Regions from separate parts of the Homo sapiens genome. Here regions 2 and 3 are each linked to region 1. The links are chromatin contacts, found by Hi-C in ENCODE. All regions are on one chromosome and are shown on one strand. The core of a region is the stretch at or near the end of the contact, and the rest is flanking DNA. Distances in the headings are between cores, read along the strand shown. Region 1 holds the start of SEC11C (SEC11 homolog C, signal peptidase complex subunit). Region 2 holds the start of CFAP53 (cilia and flagella associated protein 53). Region 3 holds the start of SKA1 (spindle and kinetochore associated complex subunit 1).

Region 1 (3,112 bases), core at 188-2,687:
AGCTGGTGATAATCTCTACTACAACTCATCTTCCAGAAACAGGAGTCATCAGCTTTGCACACCTAGACACTACCACATCCTAAACACGGTTGATGAAATAGAAATTATCAAACTTTCCCACACTACTGCACTAGTCTGAAATTCTACTTGGGGAAGGGGGAGGAGAGTGAGAGGGGAAAAACACGTATGCCTAAAGGAGTAAGCTGTGACCTCCCATGGGCACCACCCCACATCTCAACATGATGGAGCAAATGAAACTGGATGCCATCAAAATAATGAGGATTAATACCATTTTCAAAGACAATCAAAACTCCCTGGTTGGAAGGTCCCATTTTTCTTAGCACAATTTATTAGTAGCAATAGTGGCATTAGTATCCACCGTGATATTCAGGTCCTACAGGTCCCCCAAATTCTCTACCTAGAAGCCTACATAGTCGTATTTTTCCTGACTGAGAGGGCTTCCTTTCCAATCCCTACTCACTCTTAACCTTATAGTGAAGAGATAAGGCCCCAAAGACAGTGATGATGGCCAATAAGTGGCTAAAAAGAGAGCAAGAGGAACGTTTTCCTCTGAGGTCCTCTCACAAAGGAGAGGGAATTCAACCACCCCAGCTGCCCAAAGACCCTACACTGCCTCCTATATTCAGAGTGCAGCCATCTCAGAAGTTAGAGAAGGCTTCTGGAATCTCGCTGGGAACACTGGTTGAGTCCACAATGATTGCGCACAGCTTGTGAGCTCTCTAGGCACAAGGAGCATTATTTAGTCCCGACCCACGGTCAGGGGAAAAACAACTGCCCAGGCTGGGAAGAAACTGCTTTGGGAGGCATCGCTGGACAGCTCCCGTTGTAGGAAAGTTCTTCCCTCTCGCCTGCCTTTCTGCCTCTTCCACCTGCCGGCAGTCAGGCCTCTGAAGCCCCACAGAGAAATCGGTTCCCTCTTCACCGGGTGGCCCTTCAAATACGCTCAGAGAGCTGTCGTTCACCGAGTCATCTCTCCCACAAGCGTGGCTGTGGCATTCTCAACCACATTTGACATTCCATGGCACGGGGTTTCTATTCTCCCCTTTCCTGCACCCTCCCCTAATTGTGCTCTTGTCAGGGCAAGGAAGTGCACACCCATGCCCACACGTAGGCGTAGAACCCAGGGCCTGAGAGCCCAGCGCGGGAGCTTCGGGTGGCCGCCCGGCCGCATTCACTGGGAGCCGGAGCCCTGACTGGGAAGCCCCGACTCCCCGCTAGCACAGGCGGTCCCGGCCACGGCGCGCTCACCACCCTCCTCCGTCACCTGGCGCTTGTTCATCTTCTTCAGGTCCCCGAAGATATCCAAGCCGGACGCGGGGAGATGAGCCCCCACGGCGCCCGCACGCACCATAGCAGGGTCTCCGGGGACCTAGCGGCCCGCCGGCTCTGGGTGGCACAGACGGCTGCGGAGCACCTGCCGGCCCCCGCCCACCGGCCCAGCGTCCTTGCGGCCACGTGACCGGCGACTCGCTTGGGCGTCTGGGAATCGTAGTCTCGCCAGTCTTGGGCACTGGCCAGCCAGGAATGAACCTGAAGGAAGAAAACTACCACTCCCAGAATGCTGCGGGGTGGGCACCTCGGCCAGTGAAGACCCGGGGCTCCTAGGGAGGGCAGCTACAGGGCTCCGGAGCCTTGTCCGACCCTTCGGAGGGAACATCGAGCAGCGAGTGACCCCGCATACCTCGGGGGGCAACTCGGGGAAGGGACTACTCAAGAGGAGCTGAATTTCCCGACTCTGGTCAGGCGCCAAGAGGACACCTAACTCCCGCTCGCAAATCACCTAGCCGTGTATCTTGGCTATTGGATGACTGCAGCGAGGAAAGGTGGTGCCTCTACGCTGGGGCGGGCTGAGCCGAATTGGGGCGGGGCCTAAAGATGGACTGCGGTGGGCGGGGCTTGGAAGAGGCGGGACTTTTGAGGCCGCTGAATTCTGCATTTTGAGTGGTACCACTTGTATGCAAGGAAGTATCTTTGAATGCCTTGACCATAATTGGGTTGCAATAGATATTAATTAAATGAATACATAACCACCTAATTTCATACACGAGAAAGCAAAGGCCCAGAAAGGTTCATTGACATGGCCAAGGTTAAGTGGAAATGAGTGGAATATAACTCAAAGTTTTAAATTTAGAAGTCCTAGATCATCACAGTTCTGATCCTAGATTACCTTTGGTTCATTCACTCACTCGTGTATGCATTATGCATTCTTTATTGTATTTATTTATCCACAAATCTTTATGGAGCACCTACCATGCACCTGGCCTTGTTCTAGGCACTTGAGAAACATCAGTTAACAAAACAAGCAAAGATTCTTGCCCTCATGAAGCTTATATTCTACCGAAGGCAGACATAATGGATAATTTATACGGTACCTAAAGGATGGAGGTGCTATGACAACAGGAAAAGCAGATAAGTTGAATGGGGAGGTCTGGGGGAAAGGATCAGGTTGCAATTTAAAATATACCAGAAGCTGACTTACCATGAAGCTAATGAAAGGTAAGTTCTGGGACCCTTCAATTGCAAAGGTGTTTTTCCAAGGTGTGGGAGAAACTTAACCATAGAATGTGTAAAACTTTCAAAAGCAAGATATTGCAATTGCTATTGGTTAAGAGTTCTGTTTCTTTGCATTCCAACTTCACCTCCATTACATTTCCCCTCCTGTTGGAGGGACAAGGAGAATTTTGGGGATCCAGCTAAGGAGGAAACGAGTTGGAGATACATTTGGTTTGAGTTTAGTGAATTTATTTATGTGGTTCATGGTCTTTCCTGCCATCCTCGTGTAAAAAATGGCTTCTGGGAATACTGCCATCCACTGGGCCAACTCACCTGGCACCGTGGCAGGAAGTCCCACTGGAAGTGGCATCTGATATGAAAGTGTTCTGCAGCACTTGACCTTGGAAATAAGTGGATGGAGAGGAAAAACAAGGTTTGAAATGTACAGATCCAGAAGCTAGTCTGTGTAAAATTCTTCCAAATATCAGATGTATAAAATTATAAGTGCAAGACACAGTGCTTAGTACATAGGAAGATATGGTGATAGTTAACCCTGCCACTAATAATTGCTGGAACTAAGGTGGCAGCACTAAAGGTT
Region 2 (3,112 bases), core at 264-2,763, 8.9 Mb after region 1:
CTGCAATTGAAAGAACCGTTATAGAAAAGAACACAAAATGACAGAATTATTAAAAGAGAAGAAAAACATTATTTCGTGGCTGAAAAGCTGAACCAGCAATTCAGGAAATGGAATTCGTATTTAGAAACATACCACATACAAAATCCGAAGTGGGTGGTTTACAAATGATTAAGGAATGCTAATTTACAGTAAATTGCGTCCTTAAGAGGGCATACACATTAGTTGTACTTATTATATGTCAGTTTGACGTAGGTACTGATTTGTTGCATGTGCTCACAAGTGTTCTATGCTCACCCCCACTTTAGAATGGGAGTATCACAGTGTCATTCTTAATTGGCTTTTAGGTATTACCACCTTGCTCTTGACTGGAAATGCAACTGTGGTTACCACCTGTGCTGCAGGTCCGTCCTGGTTCCCTGATTTGTGTTTCCTGTTCTGCCTGGATCCTGATTCTCAGAAACCAGTTACTGGACTTCTGATCCACATCCTGACCCTGGTCCACTGTGACCCTCAGACTCTTAATTATGCTCCACCAGGTCGTGCCACTGCCCCACTAGTCCATTTGATCTGCCCCCATCCTAGGATATCCTGAGTCTAAGCCCTGGTTTCTGCCAATGGCAAATAGGAAGATTTTATTAACAGGTTTTAAAAAATTATTATTATTACTGGTTATTTGGTTTGACAAGGCACTTAGGCTCCCTGAGCTTTGCCTTAGCTGGAAAATAAGGATAGTATTACTTGCTATTCTATCAACCCTGTAAGATATTTGCGGCCACGCGCGGTAGCGCACCCTGTAATTCCAACACTTTGGGAGGCCGGCGGGAGGGGCAGTGGGGAGGATCGCTTGAACCCAGGAGCAGGAGTTCCAGCCTGAGCAACATAGCGGGACCCCCTGTCTCTTCAAAATTTGTTTTTAAATTAGCAGGGCGTGGTGGCGCAGGCTTTGTAGTCCCAGATACTCTGGAGGCTGAGGCCCAGGAGGACGAGGCTGCAGGGAGCCATGATCACGCCACTGCACTCCACCCTGGGCGACAGAGCGAGACCTTGTCTCAGAAAAAATCTGTGAGGTTAAAAGGCTGTGTGTGTGAAAATATCTTGGAAATTGTAAAGAACTACACAAATATAAGGTTTTCCTGTGATTATTACCGTCATCAAGATTAACCTACAGATAGTGCAAAATTTAAGCTTCCCAAAAAATGTTCGCTAACCTTTTTCATACTTTTAGACCATTACAAGATATAAATAGCAAAGTCAACTGGAATTGTAATTAGAGCTTTGATTTTTCTTGGGCTAGAGGTTTTTTCTGCCATTCTGATGAACCCTGGAGGAAGGGAGCAAGGTCGGCGGGATTTGGCCGAGGGGCGGGGTGAGGACTGCGCAGGCTCAGCTTCTCAGCTGGAAGAGGAAGTCCCGAGTGCAGGCGTCTGCGGCCCCCATGGTGACCAGACCGACTTCCGCCCGACCCGCCCACCTCTACCGGCCCCTAATCCCGCGAGGCGCACCATGGCAACCAGACTTCTGCGTCGCGGAAGCGGGTCCCGCAGGTCGCCACGGTTGGGGGAAACGCGGCGGACGCCGCCCCCGTCCCGAAGGGGACTCGAAAATGTACAGCCAGCGGTTTGGCACCGTACAGCGGGAGGTTAAGGGCCCCACCCCCAAAGTGGTGATCGTGGTAAGCACAGGATATGTCTGCCAGACCCTACAGCTTTCTCCATCTCTCCGCACTCCAGGCCTGGCCTATCCCACTTCGGCCCCCACCCGGGGCCTTCTCGAGGGGAACGGGTGTCGCCTGATGCAGTGGGTTGAATTTTGAAAGAAGGAAGATAAGGTCGCTCACCTATCTACCCCACCTCTCACCCACTCATCTCCCTCTGTTTTCATCCTTACAGCCTTTCATCTGCCCCCAAAGTTATAATATTTAGGTTCTGTTTTTGGAGAATCACCACTAGGGATCTTAGGGTTTTTCAGTCTCCAAGACACCGGAAGGATGTCTGTCCCCCATGCAGTGGCGAGTGTGTGTTATGGAAAGGGCACCCGGCCCAGAGACAGATCTGGGGGCAGGGCGGGCCTATGATTTGGAGCTGGTCTTTCACTCCTAGGAAAATCGTCTGAGGAAGGGGAATTAGGTTGTGAGTGGTTATAGCACCCAACGCCTTTCCTGTGCCAACTCAACCAGTAACCATTGCTGGACAGAAGTGTCCCTTCAGACCTGGGAAAAACTCAGGTGCCTGCCTCTAAGGCTGGAGTGGTAGTAGGCCAGGAAAATGTGCTTGCTGCAGAATTTGATGGTTCCTGCTGAGAACCTCAGACACTATTGGTCCATACATGTAGATTTTTTTGTTTCTACAAATTAGTTTCTACCCACCAGAAAACTAACATGTAGGCAGAGTTATTGCTTGAGCCCCTGCTGTGTGCGCAGTATTGTGGGAGATACAGGGGTGGATACAATGATCCTGGAAGGTTAACTCTTTATTGAAGCCTGAGCCCTCCCTTCAAGGAGCTTATACAAGTCAAGTATCCCTTATCTGAAATGCTTGGGACCAGAGATGTCTAGGATTTCAGATTTTTTTTTTGGATTTTGGAATACTTGCATATACATAATGCAATATCTTGGGGAGGGGACCCAAGTCTAAACACAGAATTTATTTATATTTCATTACCTCGAAGGTAATTTTATTTTCCCCTTGGGGATGCTGAATAAATATGTGTTGTTTGCTTGTGTTTTGACTGTGACCCCTTACATGAGGTCAGGTGTGAAATTTTCCACTTATGTCATCATGTGGGTGCTCAAAAAGCTTCAGATTTTGGAGCATTTCAGATTTCAGATTTTCAAATTAGGGGTGCTCAACTTGTAATCCAATTGCAAAAAAAAACTTAGGTAGAATGAAACCACTAAAGGTTAGCACGGTAAATAATGATGTGCTATATTGTCTGTGATGTCAGTTGATGGATGAAAGATCAGTGATACAGTTTTATTATGCTCCACAGTGCACATAGCAAACTTCAGTCAACCTATAGACCTGCTCCTTCTTTAGGTCCAAGTACTGTAAGATCTGGAGCTGGAAAGCAGTAGATGGGACACATAAGTAGGCTGTAGGGTTCAAGGTGATAA
Region 3 (3,112 bases), core at 418-2,917, 8.8 Mb after region 1:
AGAAGTTTATTAAGTAAAAAAGTTATAGTAAGCTAAGGTTAATGTATTATTGAAGAAAGTTTTTCATTTTTTATAAATTTAGTGTAGCATAAGTGTATAGTACTTATAAAGCCTACAGTAGTATACAGTGATGTCCTAGGCCCTCACAGTCACTGTCTCACCCACAGCAACTTCCAGTTCTGCAAGCTCCATCAATGGTAAGTGGCCTATACAGGTGTTCCATTTTTAATCTTTTACTGTATCTTTTCTATGTTTAGATACACAAATACTCACCATTGTGTTACACTTGCCTAAGGTATTCAGTACAGTCACATGCTATACGGGTTTGTTGCCTAGGAGCAATAGGCTATATAGCCTAGATATGTAGTAGGCTATACCATCTAGGTTTGTGTACATTTACGTACATTCTATGATGTGATGTTTGCACAACGACAAAATCATGTAACGCTTTTGTCAGAACACATCTCCATCATTAAGGAACGCATGACTGTATCTCTATTTAGCTGTAGAACCATGGATGCCACATAACCTTCAAATCTCACCATTGGCCTATGTGTCTCAGAAAAACATAAGTAAATAATTCTAATGAATATTCAGTTCATTGTTCAATGTACCTTACATTTTTAGTATCCTCCACAATATTCAAAATGACATTGGACTATTTAAAAAATCGTTATGCAAAAATCTAAAATTACCTAAGATGCAGTCACTTAACCAAGCAAAGATATCATTCAGAGTGGAATAATCAAAATGCATTTTGTATATACAAAGTCAGTGGAATCTGTTTTACTTACCACAGTTTCTTAATGATAAGGTTTTCTTAATATTGCCAATCTTTTCATTAACATGAGAGCATAATTGTTCCAGATCTGACGAGGCCATCCTTTAAGCCTCTGAAGAAAAAAACATAAACATATTCGTAACAAGAAAAGCCACACAAATTTCTGTTCACTTTCGAAATCCAAGAATGGTCAATGTCAAGTAAATCACATGTCTTTGAAGGTTAAGCACAAAAATTCAAGAGCAATTTCTTTCATTTCTACAACATTCAGTTTCTAACCACGGTACCGTACTGACTTGTCTTAGAGCCTTAGGCCATCGATGGATCCCAAACCAGGGGAAAGAGGATAAGCCTGGGTCCTTTCCTTAAGGATTCAGGAGGACAAACGCACTATTTGTATATAAAGACAACATTGGTATTTTCTTTAAACACGCAAAATAAGGACACATTTTTTAAAAATGTGTTACACTGTCAAAGAAATGGGCCCAGGTAATCATTTTTCCTGTGCTGTGAGGGGTTGGGGCTTTACAGTTTGGGATCGGTAAGGAGGCCGAGAAATGGGAAAGAACCAGTTTCCCACCCACTCCGCCGGTGAGAGAGAAGGGGAGGGTCTAAAGCATCCAACCCAGCCTCCAGCCCCGTCCTCCCCCAAGCCCGGCGCGGTCCGCGGCCCCCAGCTGCCAAGCAGCTACCTCGGGCGCTTCCAAAGGCAGGGTCCCCAACACACAGACTCCAACCTCAAGTCCGTCCGGGAGCAAAAGGCTACTCGCCGCTGGGTCTCCAGCTGCGGATACCGCAGTCTCCGTTGGAAGCCCAGGATGGTGAGACGGGACTCTGTAAGCAAAATTCAAACCGCCCGCCGCGCCCTAGCGCAGCGCAGGCGCACATCCATGCTTCCGAAGCGCAGGCTCAGCCGCTGTTCCCGGTTTGCGTCATCCGGGGCCACAGCTGGGCGGGAAGGAGGGGTGGCCGAGCCGGGGAAAGGCGGGGCGACGGCGAAGGCGGGGCTTCCGGACGAAAGGGTAACCCGGAGGTGCTCTTTCCGCGCTAACCAGTCTGGGGAGATTTCAGCAGGTCATGCAGTCTTGACCGCAGCCCAGCCAGGGACCTGGCGTCACCAAGTCCTGGTCTTTGACATTTGCTGCACCTTAGAGTCACCAGGGGCAGCTATTACAAGTCTCAGTGCCTAGAGTACACCCCAAGTCGGTGAAATCAGACACTGGGGAAATGAGGCACAAGCCTTAGTATTTATAAAAACACCCCAGAAAATTCCAAAGAGCAGCTAAGTTTGTGTGGAAGAAACAGTGACCCTGTCTTCTGGGTCTTAGACAGCCTCTGTAAGTGTTCCCGGGCCAAACCAGGGGTTGGGCTGCTTATTCTCATGATGAACTGGGAAAGAAGAGTTTATTTCGGTAACCGGGTACAGGGAAAAGGCCTGGAAAATATCGCCAAATCGATTCAAAATTACAAAGTTTTCCAGAGCTTATATACCTTCTAAACTATCTGTCTACATGTAAGTGTGCATGTGTGTAAAGACGTAAATGATTAACTGTTTCTAATCTATAACTAAGATCAGTCCTAAGGAAGGTCTTTATTTAAGTAAATTTACTTAATCTAGATGGCTGCAGGTGCCAGAGGTGATTACCCTTATCTTGTCTCCTGCTAAATCATGAAGGTTTGGGCAGTTCCTTCAGACCCCCGATAAACTTGTTTGTGGAGGTCTGGGGGAGTTTCTTCAGACCCCCAATAAAAACTTGTTTAATCTTGAACAGGTCCTGTTAAGAATTCCTTCTTTATTTTCTCATGCTTCAAGGACCAGGAAAGGCCTGGGCAAAACTCTTGGTGGGCTTTTGTTACATACCAGCCTTTCTATAAAGACACTGGCTCTTTCAGCTTTTAATATTTAACTTAACTAGTGCTGAAACAGTGGTTACGGAGGCCTGTCTGTTCAGCTGTTAGTGAGACCTGGCCTGCCACTTAAGAGCAAATATAAATTTAAAATAAGAAAAACAAAAGTTTAATTCTCCCTGTTGAAAAGGAGGGAAAAGCACCCAAGGCTGGAGTGGTGGCACCGCCAGGTTCTGTCCATCCCTTGGCTCCACTGCGCTATTATTATGCACTTGGACCTTCAGGCTGCCAGCCCCTGTCCTCAGGTCTTTCTCCCAGGCAGCAGAAACGAGCAAGAGGCATGTGTAATAGGCTTAACTGCCAACAGAACCAGCACTTTGAGAGCGTTGTGCTGGAAGCCACACCCAGTGGCTTCCATCTGCTTCTCACTGGTCACTCCCATCTGCGAAGGAGACTGAAAAAAATCTTTTGTAAAAAATGTAA

What was found. A loop is a pair of places that touch in the nucleus more often than their neighbours do. Pooled maps may share reads with other maps.
Region 2: a pooled map shows a loop between it and region 1 (4-fold over the local background). The contact joins the promoter of CFAP53 here to the promoter of SEC11C in region 1. A Hi-C loop is called at or near these places in 3 of 50 pooled maps.
Region 3: a pooled map shows a loop between it and region 1 (2.7-fold over the local background). The contact joins the promoter of SKA1 here to the promoter of SEC11C in region 1. A Hi-C loop is called at or near these places in 2 of 50 pooled maps.

What each region holds. Positions count from the first base shown.
Region 1 is chr18:59,138,209-59,141,320 of GRCh38, reverse strand. It overlaps SEC11C (SEC11 homolog C, signal peptidase complex subunit), which reads right to left and starts at 1,437. Exons shown (of 6, transcript NM_033280.4): 1 at 1,286-1,437. The coding sequence starts at 1,372. RefSeq lists silencers at 1,398-1,537, 1,958-2,007 and enhancers at 1,578-1,677, 1,758-1,847.
Region 2 is chr18:50,264,896-50,268,007 of GRCh38, reverse strand. It overlaps CFAP53 (cilia and flagella associated protein 53), which reads left to right and starts at 1,513. Exons shown (of 8, transcript NM_145020.5): 1 at 1,513-1,672. The coding sequence starts at 1,604. It also overlaps a transcript of MBD1 not described here. RefSeq lists enhancers at 1,548-1,617, 1,788-1,917, 1,264-2,109.
Region 3 is chr18:50,373,601-50,376,712 of GRCh38, reverse strand. It overlaps SKA1 (spindle and kinetochore associated complex subunit 1), which reads right to left and starts at 1,667. Exons shown (of 7, transcript NM_145060.4): 1 at 1,519-1,667; 2 at 795-893. The coding sequence starts at 882. It overlaps LOC105372114 (a long non-coding RNA gene), which reads left to right and starts at 1,835. Exons shown (of 3, transcript XR_935466.3): 1 at 1,835-2,118. RefSeq lists a silencer at 2,880-3,112.